2 separate regions of the Mus musculus genome follow, and region 1 is linked to region 2. A link is a loop called in an ENCODE intact Hi-C map of the cell type or tissue named here. Cell type or tissue: heart. All regions are shown on one strand. Each heading gives the region's core, and the rest is flanking DNA. Links, peaks and the distances in the headings are about the cores only. Region 1 has its middle 4.5 kb from the start of Slc3a1. Region 2 holds the start of Ppm1b (protein phosphatase 1B, magnesium dependent, beta isoform).

The links. Peaks named below come from ENCODE experiments on the same cell type or tissue, not always from the same donor. Only the 100,000 strongest peaks of a DNase experiment are listed, where the experiment ranks them.
Region 1: it touches region 2 in a loop (4-fold over the local background); 4 of 42 quality-filtered maps call a loop at or near these places.

Annotation. Positions count from the first base shown.
Region 1 is chr17:85,019,721-85,028,050 of GRCm38, forward strand. It overlaps a transcript of Ppm1b not described here. Among named protein-coding and RNA genes, the nearest start is that of Slc3a1, 4.5 kb to the right of the region's middle. In heart, for the core only: a CTCF peak has its summit at 3,974 (motif pointing right); a DNase peak (open chromatin) is centred at 4,031.
Region 2 is chr17:84,953,570-84,961,899 of GRCm38, forward strand. It overlaps Ppm1b (protein phosphatase 1B, magnesium dependent, beta isoform), which reads left to right and starts at 4,432. Exons shown (of 6, transcript NM_001159496.1): 1 at 4,432-4,825. 1110020A21Rik (RIKEN cDNA 1110020A21 gene) reads right to left here and starts at 3,854. Exons shown (of 4, transcript NR_027929.1): 1 at 3,631-3,854. In heart, for the core only: a CTCF peak has its summit at 3,421; DNase peaks (open chromatin) are centred at 3,712 and 4,192; H3K4me3 peaks cover 4,165 bases; H3K27ac peaks cover 2,624 bases.

The sequences.
Region 1 (8,330 bases), core at 84-8,083, 66 kb after region 2:
CCAAAAAACAGGCACACTGCCTAGTTTTGTGACTGTGGCATAGTATTTAGTGCTTTGCCCAGTCAAATACTAGAAATAAGATGACTAGGTCCTTAAGTGTTTGCATCACTGAGTTGGTGGTGCCAAGCATTATGCTAGAGATGCACAGATGGGTACCACGGGCCAGAGTGTCTCCATCCCTCCCTTCCTCGACGGTTGTCAATATTGCCCTTGTGTTTTGCCAGTGAGAAGTGTATTGACTTCTCTGAAGTCAGTTCTCACATCCTTCACACCATTGATCTTTTGAGTCCATCTCTTCCATTTGCCTTTTAACATGGTTGCTAATACCATGGTTAACTCTACTGAGAACATGGTTGCTAATACTGTCCTGTGTGCTCACACTCTCCCAGTCCGTTTTTCATCTCCTGCTAACTTTGCATATTGGGCCTCTCACTATTTAACCTTTTCCTTTATGGAATCACCCACATGTAATCCCTAATGTTTAAGTGTTGGGGTTTTTTTGTTTGTTTGTTTTGTTTTGTTTTTCGAGACAGGGTTTCTCTGTGTAGCCCTGGCTGTCCTGGAACTCACTCTGTAGACCAGGCTGGCCTCGAACTCAGAAATCCGCCTGTCTCTGCCTCCCGAGTCACCACGCCTGGCTTAAGTGTTTTTAATCATTTGGTTGGCTTTCTGTTTTTGAAGCATGGTTTTACTTTGTGTGTTTGAACTCAACTTTGTAGCCCAGCCTGGCCTCAATCTCGTTACAGTTTTAGCTCAGCCTCAAGAGAGCTGGGAGTTGTTGACTGCCCAGCTCTGAGTAGTTTTTTCTGTTTTGGGTTTTTTGGTTTTCTTTTGTTTTTTTGTTTTTTTCCTCTTGCTTACTTTTATCTCTCTAGCTTTCAGAGATACAGTCTGTGATGGGAGTGGCTATACTCACTGTTGACAAGGCTCGAATTGCCCAGTCTCTCCATGCATCACTAGTTCTCTGATGAGTCTTGGATGCCACAGTGGGAAAGTGGGAGAGCCCTCTTAGATTGCAGAAGAAACCTGACAGGAAGATACCCTACTCTTGCCATTTTTAGCGGTTTTTTTCTTTTTCTTTATTTCTCTCCATGTACATCCCTCAATTTTTTAAAATCCATAGTATTAATAATTTTTTTTTCACAGAGCTATTGTATAGACACCATGCCTCTGGTCAAATACTGATGACCCAATTGCATGTGGTCCATTTCTATGACCTACCTATAATCTGTTGCCTTTTGTGTAAACTCTTACAAAGACCACAATGTTGGTTACTGTAGCCTCAGGCGCCCCTTTCTAGACAGCATGCCCTGTCTTCATTTTATTTGAGTTTGGTTCTTTTTAGTGAAAGTGGAATTAAGCTGTACTCTCTTAATAGGTCCATTCTGGACTCTAAAGTGGGTAACTCCTTATGGTAATGACTTTTCTTCGGTGTATATGCTATGTGTGTGTAGGGGGCGGGGGGCTGCATGCCAACAGTAGGCTCTCATTTTACCATGTGTGTCCCAGGGATCAAACTCACGTAGTCAGTCTTAACGGCAAGCTCTTTGACCTGCTGAGCCATCTTGCCAGCCCCTCCATTGTGAACTTTTGAACTATAATTCATTGTACTGCTCACTCAAGTCCGTCTGCCACATGGACCCTTTTCCTTACGCAGGTTCAGCAATACAGGAAAACTCAGTCTTAATAATTATTCAAAGTTTGCATATTTATCATGGTTTCGTATTTTTACTTTTTATTTATCTTTTATTTTTTTAAGTCCCATTTAATATATTGAATTCCTACCCCTTAAAAGTATTCCATCCTAACGTCAGCTGACTGTCTCTAGACTTTTCCTAATTTAAGGCACATGGTACCAAGGAAGAATAACCGTGTAGCATACTCTGTCCCTATTCAGACTTTGAGTAGCTTGATAGAAAGGAGGAAGGGCTGGGCTGAAGCAGTTCTGAATGCTGCGCTTTTCCAAACACATCTAGGGCTGGGGAGCTGAAAGAAACATGTCATTAAATGGCTATGACAAACTGCTTTGTAAGTATTCTGCAGTCTCTGAACTTTGAAGCATCACCTGTCAGTAGCATTGTCACTGCTTTTAGTAAAATTGTCCTAGTGTAGTGGCGCTGTGCCCGCTTAGTCAGTCTTGTTCCTATTTCAGCCCGTCACTGAGTGCTGTATACTGTTTAGACTACGGTCAAGTGCCGTTTAAAATTATTTCTGAACTGATTTAGTAAATAAGTGAAAGTCTAAGCCTTAGAAACCACTTAGAATATATGAAGTGAATTTTAGTAAAGCCTCGTTCCATGGTCGAATTGTCATTTTTCTTTATGATACACAACAAGAGAGTGCGTGCAGTCTCAGCATTGAAGTATGATGTGTACAGCCTGCGGCGGTGCCGCGCAGACTAAGTACAGCAGAAGTACTTGAATGAAAACAAAGTACAGAAACAAAATCAATTAGATGGTTCTGAGTTGTCTTCCAGTGTAGTATACAAGAGTGCCCGTTTTTCCCCGCTTTCTCATTCTGCATATTGCCAGTTTGATGAGTGAATAGCAAATGGTATTAAGTGTTTTAAGTCTCAATTATACGATTATATAATATATGAACTTTTAATCTCATTTATCCAAGTGTATCTTTTATTAAAATTTGCCTATATAGTTTGTTTGTTTGTTTGTTTTTTGGTTTTTCGAGACAGCGTTTCTCTGTGTAGCCCTGGCTGTCCCGGAACTCACTTTGTAGACCAGGCTGGCCTCGAACTCAGAAATCCACCTGCCTCTGCCTCCCAAGTGCTGGGATTAAAGGCGTGTACCACCACGGCCGGCTCCTATATGATATATTAATGTTCGTTTTCTTTACATTTAGGCAGTTAACCTTAGCCTTACCACAGTGCTGAATCATTACCTCCACCTCACTGGTGCTGCTTAGGGCTTGTCGGTGCAAGCTGCTTGCTGAGAGGCAGGGCTAAGGGCAGCTACATGTTCCATTAGGAACAACTGAGTTCCTAAGAGAAGCAGAGTGTTGCAGCATCCTCTAGACCCTACGGCACACTGGTTTTCCTTCTGCTGGAAAGCTTTCCCTGGTGCGGAGGAAGCACTTTGAGCCCTGATGGAGGCAGCACTTGAGAGAGCTCAGAGGCTCAGTGCTGAGCAGACCCTGAAGTTCTATTCAAACTCGAACTGAGTGATGCTTTTTGGTTTTTCTCTGAAGGTTTTAAAGTAGTTTACATAGACTGCAAAGATCTTACGTGTTAAACTTAATGAACTTTAAGGAGTCATTTATATGCAAAAGTTTTAGAATGTTATCATTTTCTTCAACAGTTTTACCAACCTTCAATTGCATACAGTGACAATGTTTTCCTATTATGAGTAAGTAGATGCAATTTTTCCTTTATGACTGCTGTCCTTCTTAGTAAAGACAGGCTCAGACATTTAACTCAGCTGCATGTAAGGATCAGAATAGAATACGGCATCTTCCTATAACTCTTCCTGCATCCCCTGGTTCCAGCCGTTGGCAGAAGCCAGCCTTGTCCCTTTGTTTATATTGACTGTTGCTTTGGTTGTGTTTTAGTCATTCCATGTCACTCTACTGTAATGGTATCATGTCATCTTGAGTATCAGCTTTAGTATACTCTTGTCTGTGCCCCTCGTTTGACTTTTACCCCAAGAAAAAGTAGAGTGTGCGTCCTCCTCAGGGTGAGCTGTGGGTAGTGTGGGCAGTAGTTCCCTGGTTGGTGTGGTTTTCAATGCGTAGAATGCATAGGGATGAGCTCCCTCCCTCTCAGGGAGATGCTGCATCTCTCTAGTTACAGAAGTGTTCACAATTCCCCACCACAGCTTCAGCTTCCTTTAAACGGGTACCTTCTTAAATTCATTCATTCCTTTCGTGTTTCTTAGTGCTGTTCTGAATGAACTATCCCCCTCCCCCCTCCCCAACATAGTCACTTAAAGCAAAAATGGTCTCAATATCTATCGTTTCCACCAGATGGCAGACTTGAGCACGTCTATTTGTAAACCCAGCTGAGAACTCTGGTGACAAAGCAGAGGCCGACCGACCTACCAAGAGCCCGGAAGTACATAGAAGAACAAAAGTTTTGTTTTGTTTTTGTAAACTTGAAAGAAAAAAAAAAAAAACGAGTCGAGCATTCCACCAGTGCAGGATCTGTTCTGCTCTGAGCTTTAATCTTCTAGCCTGTCAGCGGAGGCGGAGGCACGCTCCCACCGTGCTGTGCAAACCTTGCCTTTCCATGTTCACGCAATAAATGCCTTTGGCTCCTTGGTAGCACTGTGGTTTTATTCCAGGGACTCCAGAGGTAAGAGCTTTAGTCTGTCACCACCATTCTGCTGCTCACCCCCACCCCGCCCGCCCGCCCGCGTACCATTCAGACTGGTGGGGCACATCTTGAGGCTGGCTTGGGTTTTTTGTTTGTTTTGTTTCTTTAATCATTCCCAGGACTCTCGTGAGAGGAGATACGAGGTTTGTACATGGAAACAAATCTGTTCTTCAGTAATACAAGTTACTTCCGAGACCTGTATTGAGGAATGCAGGAAATAGAGTTTTGCTCCCTCTGGCAAGTTAGTTGCTGGTAGGTGCACCTGCAAGCGGCCTGAAAAGGTTCTTTGAGCTAATACATCATCTGGAAGACCTTCCTCGAGTTCATTACTGCATCAGGGTCACACCCAGGGCTTTCCACGTGCTGGGCACGCACCCAGCACACCCACACTCCTCGTACTGGCGTCACAACCCCACAGATTAGCCAGTGTGTCTTACAGTTAGGGAATGGGCAACCACGGAACCCCCAGCATCAACACCCCTTTCTCAGAGGTGGAATTCTCAAGATCAGAAGTACAAGGAAGTCTGGCTAGAGAAAGCAGCCGCACATTTGGTGTCTGTACCAAGGTTACTGCTGCTGCTTTAGGGACTTTGGAGCAAACTGTGAGGGTGCCACCTGCCCATCTCTTTTAGGGAAAAAAAAAACCATTGAAAGGTTTCCTGGAGGTTTGGATCTCTGGGTAATTCAGTTCTGAAGTTACTCAGAAAAGCAAACTTTGGTGTGGTGGATTTATTTCTGCACATTTAACCTGCTTGGCTTTGTGCTTTCTGACAGCACTGGAGTGTTTACACCCTTAGCTGGGGTTAAGTGTGCCCAGATTAAAAAATAAGAGAATTAGAGTTGGTTAGAATTAGCTGCTTCAGAATGGAAGAGGTAACTCAAGCCACCACCCAAAGGCTGACGAGTTGGTTACATAAAATAACTTTTGAAAAGGAATTCCTTTGGCAGCAGGGGGGTGGGGGACACTCATGATTGACTAAGGCTATCAAGGCTCACACAACCGTAAAGTTGTGGGTGCCATGTAATGCCTCTTTTTGTATGCAATTTGTCAAAAACTTGAGTCTCAACAAGATGGATGGCAGGTAAAGATGCTTGTTCCTAATCCTGATGGTCGTTTTGGACCCCTGGGACCCACCTGGTAGGAGAGAAATGATTTCCACGGGTTGTCCTCTGACCTCCAGTACACTCTGGGATGCACATGTACGCAAGAATTGCCCGACACATAGTGCAATTCAAACACTGCTTTACTCAACTGGAACACACCTTTAGTCCCCGCACTTGGGAGGCAGAGGCTGACAGATCTATGGGCTCAAGGCCAGCCTGGTCAACAGAGTGAGTTCCTGAATAGGCAAGGCTCCACACAGAAAACCTGTCTACAAACACACACACCACCACCACATGCTCTTCTAGTGGTCCAGGGTTGTATTCCCGGTACCCACATGAAGGCTTACAACCAGCTGTAACTCCAGTCCCAGAGGATTGAATATTTTGAGTGAAAAATTTAACCACTTATCATTTTTCCCTGTATTATCTGCTTATTGCCTTTGTTTCTTTGTCTACCTTTCTGTGTTGATCTGTCAAGCAGATGTCTACACTCTGACATGTCCCATGTCAGAGATGTTACAACACATGTTTTCTAGCTGTGTGTGCTTTGCCCTTTTTATTTATTTTTTAAGATTGACGTACCATGATTTTATGTACATGAGTACTCTGTCTTCAGACACACCAGAAGAGAGCAACTGATCCCATTACAGATGGTTATGAGTCTCCACATGATGACTGGAAACTTAGTCAGGACCTCTGGAAGAACATGGAGTGCTCTGAACCACTGAGCCATCTCTCCAGACCGTCCATCTTATTTCTAAAGCAGAAGAACATACCTGCCCCGCCCCCTCCAGGCCGTAGGACTTACACTTTTCATTGTGTTTAGGAAAGCTTTTCAATTCTAGGACTATTTTTGTGTATTTTTAAAACAAATGTTTTGTTTTTTTTAACTTTTAAAGTCGATGTACATAGTAGTTAGTTTGTTTTAAGGAATAAGATGAGCTTCATAGCTTCAGTATTTTTTCTAAATAGCCAGTGGTCCAACATTACTGCTTCTCTGTACTTTATACTCTCCTTTATATACATATATGCATATATACATACAACCATGATACCAAATATTCCTACCCTTTGTCTCAAGTCAGTGTAGTGTCTGTTTCAAAGTATAGTATGGCTAGCCTCAATTACCCCACAAAATGTCAATGCTCTTGGCACACATTGCCAAATTACTTCGTAGATTTCATTTGTCTAGATAAGTTTCCTTATCTGCAGAATGTGTTGTTAATGTGATTGAGAAACGCTATTTTTTTCTGTGGTATAATAAACCATTCTGTGTGAGATGTCCATTTAAACCATCTCTTCCAAGTTTTCTGCTGACATTTAATGTCTGACCGGGTAGTATGAAGTTCCACGATATGCACATCTGCGTAAGATCTGCCAGCATAAACGTTTCATGTTAAAGGTAAGTGCTTTGGTTGCTTGCTTGTTGCAGACATATCCTACGACTTGTGGTTTGCCCTTAGTGGCTCTGCCTTGGTGTAGTAAACTGAAAAGTGTTACTCTAGTGGGCCAAGCAGTGAGCTCACGATTTGTTTTATTGTTAAAAGTGCCCTCCAGGCCAGAGCCCAGCTACTAGTCCAGTTCCCACACATGCTCAAGGACTGTAGTGTGTGCAACCTCAGCCACAGTGTGGGGAGGGTGAACAGGGATATTTCTATGGTGTGTTTATTATTTGACAGATAACAGTATCGAGACATGAAAAGGAGCTCATTCCATTAGCCACCTCTGAATTCAAGGCCAGCCATGTCTGTCTGCTATAGTGACTTCTGAGCTAGCTAGAGATGCATAGTGAGACTTGGTCAAAACAAACAGCAGCACACAACTGCTTCGTTATAAAAGTTTCATGTATAATTAATGATGAGAAACACCATTGCAGGGTATGAGGGGGGTTGACATGTCATGACTGCATTAAACAAGAACACTAAGTTGCTCTACAGAAAACCCTGTAGTATTGGGCACCCAGACAACAGGAAACAACGGGTGCTGCACCTGGGTTCGACCCCAGAACCCAGGCAAAGTGGAAGGAGACATCCAACTTGACAGTGTCCACTGAACCGTCTCTCAACACCGCATCCCCCCCACCCACCCACACACACACAATTTTTTTAATTAAAAAAAAAAGTCTAATCAAAGCTTCCAAGTGTGGCTGATCATCTCATTCCTTGAGACCTGGGGAATCTCTAAGGCCAGCCTTTCAGCAAGTTTCTGGGGACTTGCAAATGTGTCCTACACTTGTCAATGATTAAACAACTGTTACGTGCAAGGATTAAAGACTGTGTGCATGTAGTACAACGCATGAACTTGCAGTGCTCAGCATCCTGCTCCCCCACCTCCTGGAAGTGCTTACAAGAATGTTTGAGCACACATACAGAGCTTAGTCATACACAAGGGCTGTCTGGAGTCAGCCTGGGATAAAATGATGTTGCCTGCCTCCAGAGCCACCTCCGTGGGTCTATAGGAAGACACTTTAAAAAAAAAAGGGGACAGCCAGTTTCTCCTTATTAGTTCAAGATCATTTTTATACCTAGCTAAAGAAAGAACATGATGCTTCAACCATTGTAAAACAGATTTAACACTACCCATTTCTTTAATAATTGGCTCAGTGGCAAATGGTCTGCGTTGTTGTAGGACCACAATTGTCCATCTCGAAAACTCATCAAAATCCCCAGGTGGAATTCTATTCCATTGGCCAACAGTTTCCCACAGTTCCTCTGAAACCCACAAGCACCCGTCTGTTTTCTGCTTCTGTGACTATAGGTTCTTTCTCGAAGGGGAACCACACAATATTTGTCTTGGATGTGTTTTTTTTTTTTTTTCCTCAGCATAATGTCCCCAAAGCCCATCCATCCTGTAGTATGTATCAGACTTGTTTCCCCTTTCAGGGAATAATTTCTGTGCGTTC
Region 2 (8,330 bases), core at 145-8,144:
AAGCTCTTTATGACCAAAACCATCTTCCTAGCCCTGATGTCTTATTGTGAAAAAAAAAAAAAAAACCAAAAAACCAGAGCTGGAGCGGTGGTGTGTGTGTGCTTCTCATGCCAGCACCCAGGAGGTAGATTGAATGGGGAAAGAAAGAAAGAAAAAGGAAAGGCGGAAAGGAAAGGCCATGACTGCTGCTGGGTGTGGTGGGGGAGAAAGTTTATTATAGTACCTGGGAGAGCATAGCCAGAGGCAGACACGTCTAGGAGAGTCAACAGTGGTCGTGACCGTGACCCTAGTAAGGAGAGATGGTGAGAGGGGAGCCAAGAGCAGCCAGGAGGCCAAAGGGGTGAGAGGCACAAAAGGGGCAGGTACCAAATGTCAGGATTATACAGGGAAAAGCTCCTAGGGGAAGGGCAGCCCAGTGCCTGGGCTGATGAGTTCCGGGTAGAGGGCAGGGTATGCCAGTCACACCTGTAACAGGCAAGGACTGAGGGATGCTGGGAGAACCTGGAGGCCAGGTCCTCTTTGATATGTTGAATAGGCGAACCTCAGCTGTTTCTTCTGGGGGTTTAAAAACTCAACATGGATCTTGGTGAATTTTTTCTTTTTTTTTGGTTTTTCGAGACAGGGTTTCTCTGTATAGTCTTGGCTGTCCTGGAACTCACTTTGTAGACCAGGCTGGCCTCGAACTCAGAAATCCGCCTGTCTCTGCCCCCCAAGTGCTGGGATTAAAGGCGTGTGCCACCACCGCCCGGCGATCTTGGTGAATTTGAGGTCAGTGAGGTCTACATAGTGAGTTCCAGGACAGCCAGGGCTACATAAAAACAATAACAACAACAAAAACAATAAACCCTGTCTCAAGACAAACAAAAGTGACCCCAGCTCAGCATAAAGAAAACGAGCATCCTAATCAGGACAATTTTCTACCTTATACTTAGCATTGTCTCAATTTTTTTTTTTTTTTTTTGAGACAGGGTTTCGCTGTGTAGCCCAGGCTGTCCTGGAACTCATTCTGTAGACCAGGCTGGGCTTGAACTCAGAGATCCCCCTGCCTCTGCCTCCCGAGTGCTGGGATTAAAGGTGTGCGCCACCACCGCCCGGCTCTACTGCTCTTTATGTGGCTCTAAAGAAAGGCATTATGGTCGGGCAAACCAAGGCTCAGGGTGTAGTCACCAGAGTACCAAGCTGTTGCAGAACCATTGTGACGGTGCTGATTGTGTGTGACATATCCCCTATCTACCACGACACATACCGCCGTTTAACCTTGTGAATCCTTTGGGGGCTTCTTTAAGGGTTTGTTGCTAAGCTTCAGTAATTCAGAAAGTTAACCTAATGGTTTTTTCGTCTGTGATCTCATTGTAGTCTTAGACATAAAACAAACAAACAAACAACAAAACCTCAGTTATGTTTTCTTACTTTTAGTGATTAAAGAGTGAGTTGTATACAATCCGCAGCCTAGTTACATCACTGAATCTCATATTGCATTTGAGTGTCTGCCAAAGGAGATCAAGAGGAAATCAAGCAGTGCGAGACAGGGCTCTGATGTCTGTCTGTGGTTGCCTGGGTTCTCGAGGCAAGGGAATCCAAGAGCCCTTATTTGTTGATCTTTAGCATGTTGATCCTTATTTTGGAAGGTGAGGTCCCGTACTTCAATCTTCTAATATAAGGTGTCCCAAGCAAAGGTGTGATTTAAAAAATATATTGTGTAAGTCATTTAAATAATTCCCAGGCTGTCGAAGATGGCTCTGCAGGGATAGGAGATTATAATCAAGTCTAATAGCCTCAGTTGTACTCTGGGACCCTACAGGATGGCAAGAACTAATTGCCCTCAGACCTCCACTGCAAACACACACACACACACACACACACACACACACACACACACAAACACTAAATGTAATTAAACCCTTCTTGATTCCATAATGAAGCCCCTTGAAGGGGTAGTCAGAGCTAAAGTGGGCTTACTTTCTTTTCTTTATTGAAGCTCACCTACAGTATGCAAAATCAGAGAAAGAAATTTTTATGGCTGTCTCCAATTCTCAGTCACTGGGTCTAAGAATTGGTGTGCCAAACCAAACCAAATCAACCAACCAAACAAACAGTCAACTGACCAAACAACCAAAACCAAAACAAAACAAAAAAATCTAGCACCCAAAGACTACTTTTAAAAATTATCTTTCGAAGTTCAATCTCCAGAATCACAATAAATGAAATAAAATTGTATTGTAGTGAGCTTTCTCCCCAGAGTGAGCTCTGGATTTTGTAGGCATGAATGTAGCTTGGAACCTCAGGTGATTCTAATTTTAGGAACCTGTTTGCCCACTATCCTGAAAAAACACCATGTGTGCTGGCTACATTCTAATGACAACTTGACACAAGCTAGAGACATCTGAGAGGAGACAAACTTTCATTCCTAAGAGCTGGCTGTGGGCTAGCCTGTAGAACATTTTCTTAAGTAGTGATTGATGGGGGTGGTGGGGGTGGGTGGGGGCAGCCCATTGTGTGCGATGCCATCCTGAGCTGGTGGTCCTGGATTCTATAAGTGGGCTGAGCGGGCCATGTGAACAAGCTAGTAACCTCTCCATCAACTCTTATCTGCAGGTTTGAGTTCTTGTTCGGCTTCCTTCAGTGATGGGCTACAGTGTAAGTCCAATAAACCCTTTTCTACTCAAGTTGCTTTTTGGTTGCCATGGTGTTTCATGGTCCCAATAGAAACCTTAAGACAGAGTTCTTAAACTTGAAGTTCCAGAGAAATCTGAATTGCAACCAAATGTTTATTTCCGCCAGTTTCACTTTGGAAATTGCTTCAGAAATATGTCCTTCTTTTCAAAGCTGAATTTGCACTCCCTTAGGTCGGTCTAAACCTAAGTTGTCCCAACTAACTTATACCTAAGTATGAATAAGATCGAAAACGTCTTTCAAAGACTTGAGCGAGTTTAAAAACTCTTCAGGTGAGCGCTTAAGTGCCCCATTACACTTTGATCTGGAAGAATTAACCTGGTTCACTTTCTAGCTCAATGTGGTTACTAGATGACCGTTTTCTCCCGGCCTTTGTGAAGCCTTCCGAGTAATCATACCCAGAGGGAGACTCCTTTATGTCATCATTACCCTTTGCAGACGTTCAATGATTACCTACCATTCCCAGTCTGGGACTGCCTGCCTTACTTTTGTATCTCCAGTTCTACCTACCACGCTTAGCAAAATGCAGGTGCTCTTTAAGAGAGGAATGACCTAGTGAATGTCAAGAGCCTAGACAGGAGTTTTAAAAATCAGACTCAGAAACAAAACACGGAACTGCCAAGGGCTGGAAGGCAGGAGGTCGAGGTAAATAAGAAGAACGAACAATCTGAACCATTGCAAAATCATCCCGAAGGGATCTCCTGTCCCATTTTCTCAAGTGGCTTTTCAGCCTTCTCAACTTCCCGCCCACTCTCCCCTGCTGGAGACAGGTCATGCAGGTATCCCAACAATGAGGCTCTGATTGGTCAGAGATGATTTCATTGTTAGGGAACATCCGGGCTCTTTCCCTCCCTGCATCACCTCCCCAGAGCCCTACGCGCCCAGTTTTGCACTCTCGCGTGCGCCCCACCCGTAGTTGAAGCAAAACAACGCCTCTCTCCAGGCCCTTTCTCGAACCTTTCTGAGCTCTTCCTTCACAGCTCTATGCCAAAGAGAGGCGGCCACTTCTTCCAATGAGGGTCTAGGGGCACTTCTCTGGCCAATCAGAAGCCGGCTCTCTCCACTCCGGGTGGGACCAATTTCCACCTATAACTGGACTGCCCGTTGGTTTCTTTATGGTGTTCGTTCTCCGCGAAGTGTAGAGGTCAGAACTGCAGGGTCCGCAGACTCGGGGCTTGGCCATCTACGAATACTAGCCAATCCCTTTTAGGATACTTTTGCGCGTTCATTTAAAAAAAGCCGAAGTGACGGACTTGGAAATTGGTTTCTTGACGGACAAGTAGAGGAAGCCAATAGTCGGAGGATCAGGCCGCCATTTGAACCAATCAGAAAAGGATATCGGTCTTCGAGTTGGGGCGTAATTTGACTGACGGAGGACTCTACCTATGGCTACTAGGGTGGGCAGGTCGGTGACGTCAGGAGTTAGGGCAAGGCGGAGGTGGGGCTGAATAAAGTAAATGGTAATGAAGGGTTGGGCCTCACTGGTGGGCGGTGTGTGATGGATAGTTGACCTTGCCAATTAAGGTGGGCACTGACGCCCAATGAGAAATTAAAGACTCAGAGGCGGGGCCGTGTGGGCGGGGAAAGAGAAGCACAGAAGATACTAGGGGCCAGGTTGGGCGGGAGAACGTAGATTGACAGGCTTCTCAGCAAACCGAGGGCAGCGGTGACACACGCGGCGTCCCAATGGGTGCCCTTGGGGGGCGGAGCCCGAGGAGGGGCGGGGAAAGACGGCGGTGCGGGGAGGGGAGGGGGGTTGCAGAAGGAGCGGAGCGGCCGCTGCTCAATGGCGGAAAAGCCGCTGGTGCTCTGACCGCCTGGTCCCCCCTGGCAGTTGCGGGGGAGTTTCCTGCCGGCGCGGCTGGAGTCTCTGTTTCTCCGTGTCCGGTGGCTGGAAGATGCTCCAGAGAGATCAGGCTGCGGCGGAGGAGGTGGCGGCGGCCGAGTCGGCAGCGGCTCTGGGTTGGAGAGAAGGCGGCGGCGGCGGTGTGAGGGGCCGGACGGTGTAAACAGCTCGGGCGGCGGCGGTGGCCGAGCCCCCGAGGGCGAAGCGGCGGCGGAGGCGGTGTCGCGTCTCGGGAGAAAGCCGGGGGCCGCGGGCGGCTGTGCGGCGGGCGAGCCCGCGAGACCTCCCTTTCTACCTTCGCCCCAGGTAAGGCCGCTTTGCGCCCAGCCGAGTGGGGGAACGGCCGTCCGTCCGTCCAGCCTGCTCTCGGAGCACCGGGCTAGGCCCAGGGCCTGGGCTGCCGCCGCCGCCTCCGCTTGCGCGCGAGGCTTCGCGGGGCGCGGCGCGGCGAGGGAGTAGTTTGCCGGGGCGCGTGGAAGTCCGCTGCTTCCCCTCGCGCCGCGGCGTGCAGGCAGCGCCCATGGGCGCGCGGGCCACCCCAAGGCCGCGGCTCACCCAGTCCTGCCCGCCGCTCCGGAAAACACCTTTCGGTGTGGCTCTCTCTCCCGGTCGCTTTCTGCCCTCCCCTGCGCTCCGCTCTCCTTTCTTGTGAAATCTTTCTGGTTTTTCTGTCTGTGCCTCTCCGGGCCTCCTTCCCCCTCCTGTGCTTTAAACCGTTTGTCTTGCTCCTCTTAGCCAGACTCGGGGGTTCGTGTCTGTGTGTTGCCCACCAACCACGGTCCGAAAATTTCGGGTGTCGTGCTTAACAATGGGCTTCTTAAATGAAATTACTATGAACTCCATCTCAAGTTTACATGAATTCCATTAAGAATAGACTGGACAGTATTATGTGATCGGTCATTACTTTTTATCTTTAAAAGCCTTTAAGGAAAGAAAGTATCATTAAGCATAGCTGAAAAGAACCCTGAAATAAACTTATATAAATGAAGGGCTTGGTGAATGTTAGAGCCATTTCTTCATTTTTTAAAAAAGTTGCATGACCTCTAATACCAGTTTTAGCACCTCTAGGACGTTTGCCCATCTTATTTGGCAAAAAATTGCCTCTTAAGGATTTGATAGCTGCCCAAATTCATCAGTATTCAAGCGCTTCTAAAAACAACTTGGAAACTTAAAAACAACTAAGAAGTTGTTTTGGTAAGTCACACAGAACTTTTAAAATAGGCCCCACATGTTTAATGTATCAAAATAAAACTGGCAGGAGTCTTATAAAGGGATTATTAGGGAATTTGGGTTGTCTTCATGTTATGCGGCTATTTTGGGAAAAACATTCTTTTTCTGTTAACAAACGTTTATAGCTCCTGTGATGTGAGAGTTAACTGAAGCTTACTGTGGGATTAGCACAGGAACTCTTTATGTTGAGCCTACTGCCTGGATGGAGAAGTGGTAGGTTGTCCAGTGAAGAGGGTATAAGTCACAGTGTGTTCTGCGCGATGGCCCCTACATGTTCATAGATACTACTTCATTTACTTTCTCTGTTGTGCAATTACAGTGTTCCTTTTGTAGGTTGCCTTTGAAATACATCATCTCTGAGTATGGAGGTTATTCTGACTATTATAGAATTTTCCCAGTGTAGACTTCACTTGCAATAATATTTAAAGGATAATCTTTTATTTATTTTGAGACCAGGGCATAGGGAGCTGATTATATAACCCCGGCTGGTGTGGAACTCGATGTGTAGACCACACTGGCCTTGAACTCACAGAGATTCTCTGGTCTCCAAGTGCCTTGAAGGTCTGTACTACCACACCCAGCTAGTGATTTTTTTTTTCTTTAAAAAAATGCTTTTGTGGTCCTTACAAATGGACAGAGTGTGTGCTGTCGTAAGAACTTAATTTTTGTTACTGTTTATTATTTAGTGGGGCAATCCTCTCCACACACATCCGAAATACCGTCCCCCCACCCCCACCCCCAATTGTTAGAGGTTTTTTGTTTTTTTCTTTGAGACAGGATCGCAAAATGGGACTCAGGCTGACCTTGGTCTTACTTACTTAGGCTGGTCCCAAAGTGATCCTCCTGCCTCAGATTCTTAGGATTATAGTGTATCACCATTCTTGTCTCCCCTCTCTTTTCATATTTTAAAAAGTTATTTTTTTATATTTGTTTCATGAGTGTTTGCTTACAATGTGTAAATGACCCACTTGCACCACCACGTGAGTGCCTGGTGCTAGTAGTGGAGGCCAAGAGGGAGCGAGGGCAGGAGCTCTCCTGGAACCAGTTCCAGCCAGCTGTGAGCTGCCATTTTGGCTTGGGGAGCTGAACCCAGGTCTTCCAAAAGAGCAGCAAGTGCTCTAATTGCTCGTCAGCTCCTGAACGCTCTCTTCTGAAGCTTTAAGTCTTTGTTTTTGCTTGTTTAATGGTTGCATTTTCTCTCATAACTTCCTAAGACAGTTTCTGCCTGGTACCTTGTGTTCACGGATGCTCATGTATGTTGTCACTTGAGCTTTCATATTTTAGTTGGTATTTGTCCACTTTTCTTGAACTTGGTATGGTGAGTCTTGTAAATGGTGGGCAGAGCTTCAGCACCCGTTGTGTGTCTGGTGTCTGTGAAGACTTCAGGAGTAAGGGAGAGCCTTTTTAGTTCCTAGGATGCTCATGTCAATACACAGTTTTATGTTAGTAGTCACATAACTATTAAGTCCCCTAAGAGTATATGTCATCCAGAGGAGTGGGATATTGTCTAAAGGTTGTGCTTCTAAGAGCAGTTGATTCATAGGTTGATTAGATGAGAAAAAGTAGCCTTGAAAGTTAGAATCTTTCTTTCTAATGATGCATATTTTTTAGTGGAAACTTTTGAATTGCCATATAGTATCACTTAGATATGGAGATTTATTAAATATCAGCTGAGGCAAAAGTGGAAGGTCTGTGTCCTTGTGAGTTGGTAAATCGCTTTTATTGTATCTGATACTGAGCATAAATTTCTCCCCCTCCCACCTTGGATGTGTAACCTATGGAATTTATATTTCATGAGTATTTATGTGTAATCCTCTGAAAGTACATCATAACCTTACCGTGCACACAAAGGAGTAAAATAATCTAATCCTAATAGTGGCCTATCCCCTGGCACTCAGGACACTGAGGCAAGATAATTGCAAGTTCCAGAGGCCACAGAGCAAGACTGCGTTTAAAAATATTACTAAAGTGAATAAAATTAACTTCTTAGAATACATATTTTATGTTTTCTGCAAAATACAATTTTGGTGATTTATTGTTTGTTTTTTTTAATAGGAGAAATATCAGTGGTATCAGATTTATACAAGGAATTTTGGTTGTGGTTTTTATTTTTAATTTTTTCAACTTTAAAATTTAATAGGATTTATTTATGCAGTAATTTTAAGGTATGAAGAATGGTAAGAGATTTGAAGAATGTGATAGTTTTAGCTTTTCTGTGATTCTTCCTTGTTCCTATTTTCTTTTTTTATTTTAGAAGTGAGAGTGAGGGGATAGGTCTGCCCTCCAGCCACTGCTGTGGTGAGCCCTCAACCCTGTGAGCCCTGAGGACCCACCTTAGATGTCACTCTGGGTGCCAAGGCACCTCCACTCCCCAAGGCCTCTCCTCAGCTCGTATCTTTTACCTTAGTGACCTCATGTCAGAATTAGAAGATCCTGAATACTGCTGTTTTAAGTTCTGTTGTGTAATAGCCAAGAATGGTAACAGTTGTACTGATTCAGAGGATTCATTAGCTGAGGATCTGAGGTAAGATTCTTGAAAATGTGGGCAGACTCCAGGTACATGATTAGACTACTTTCCATA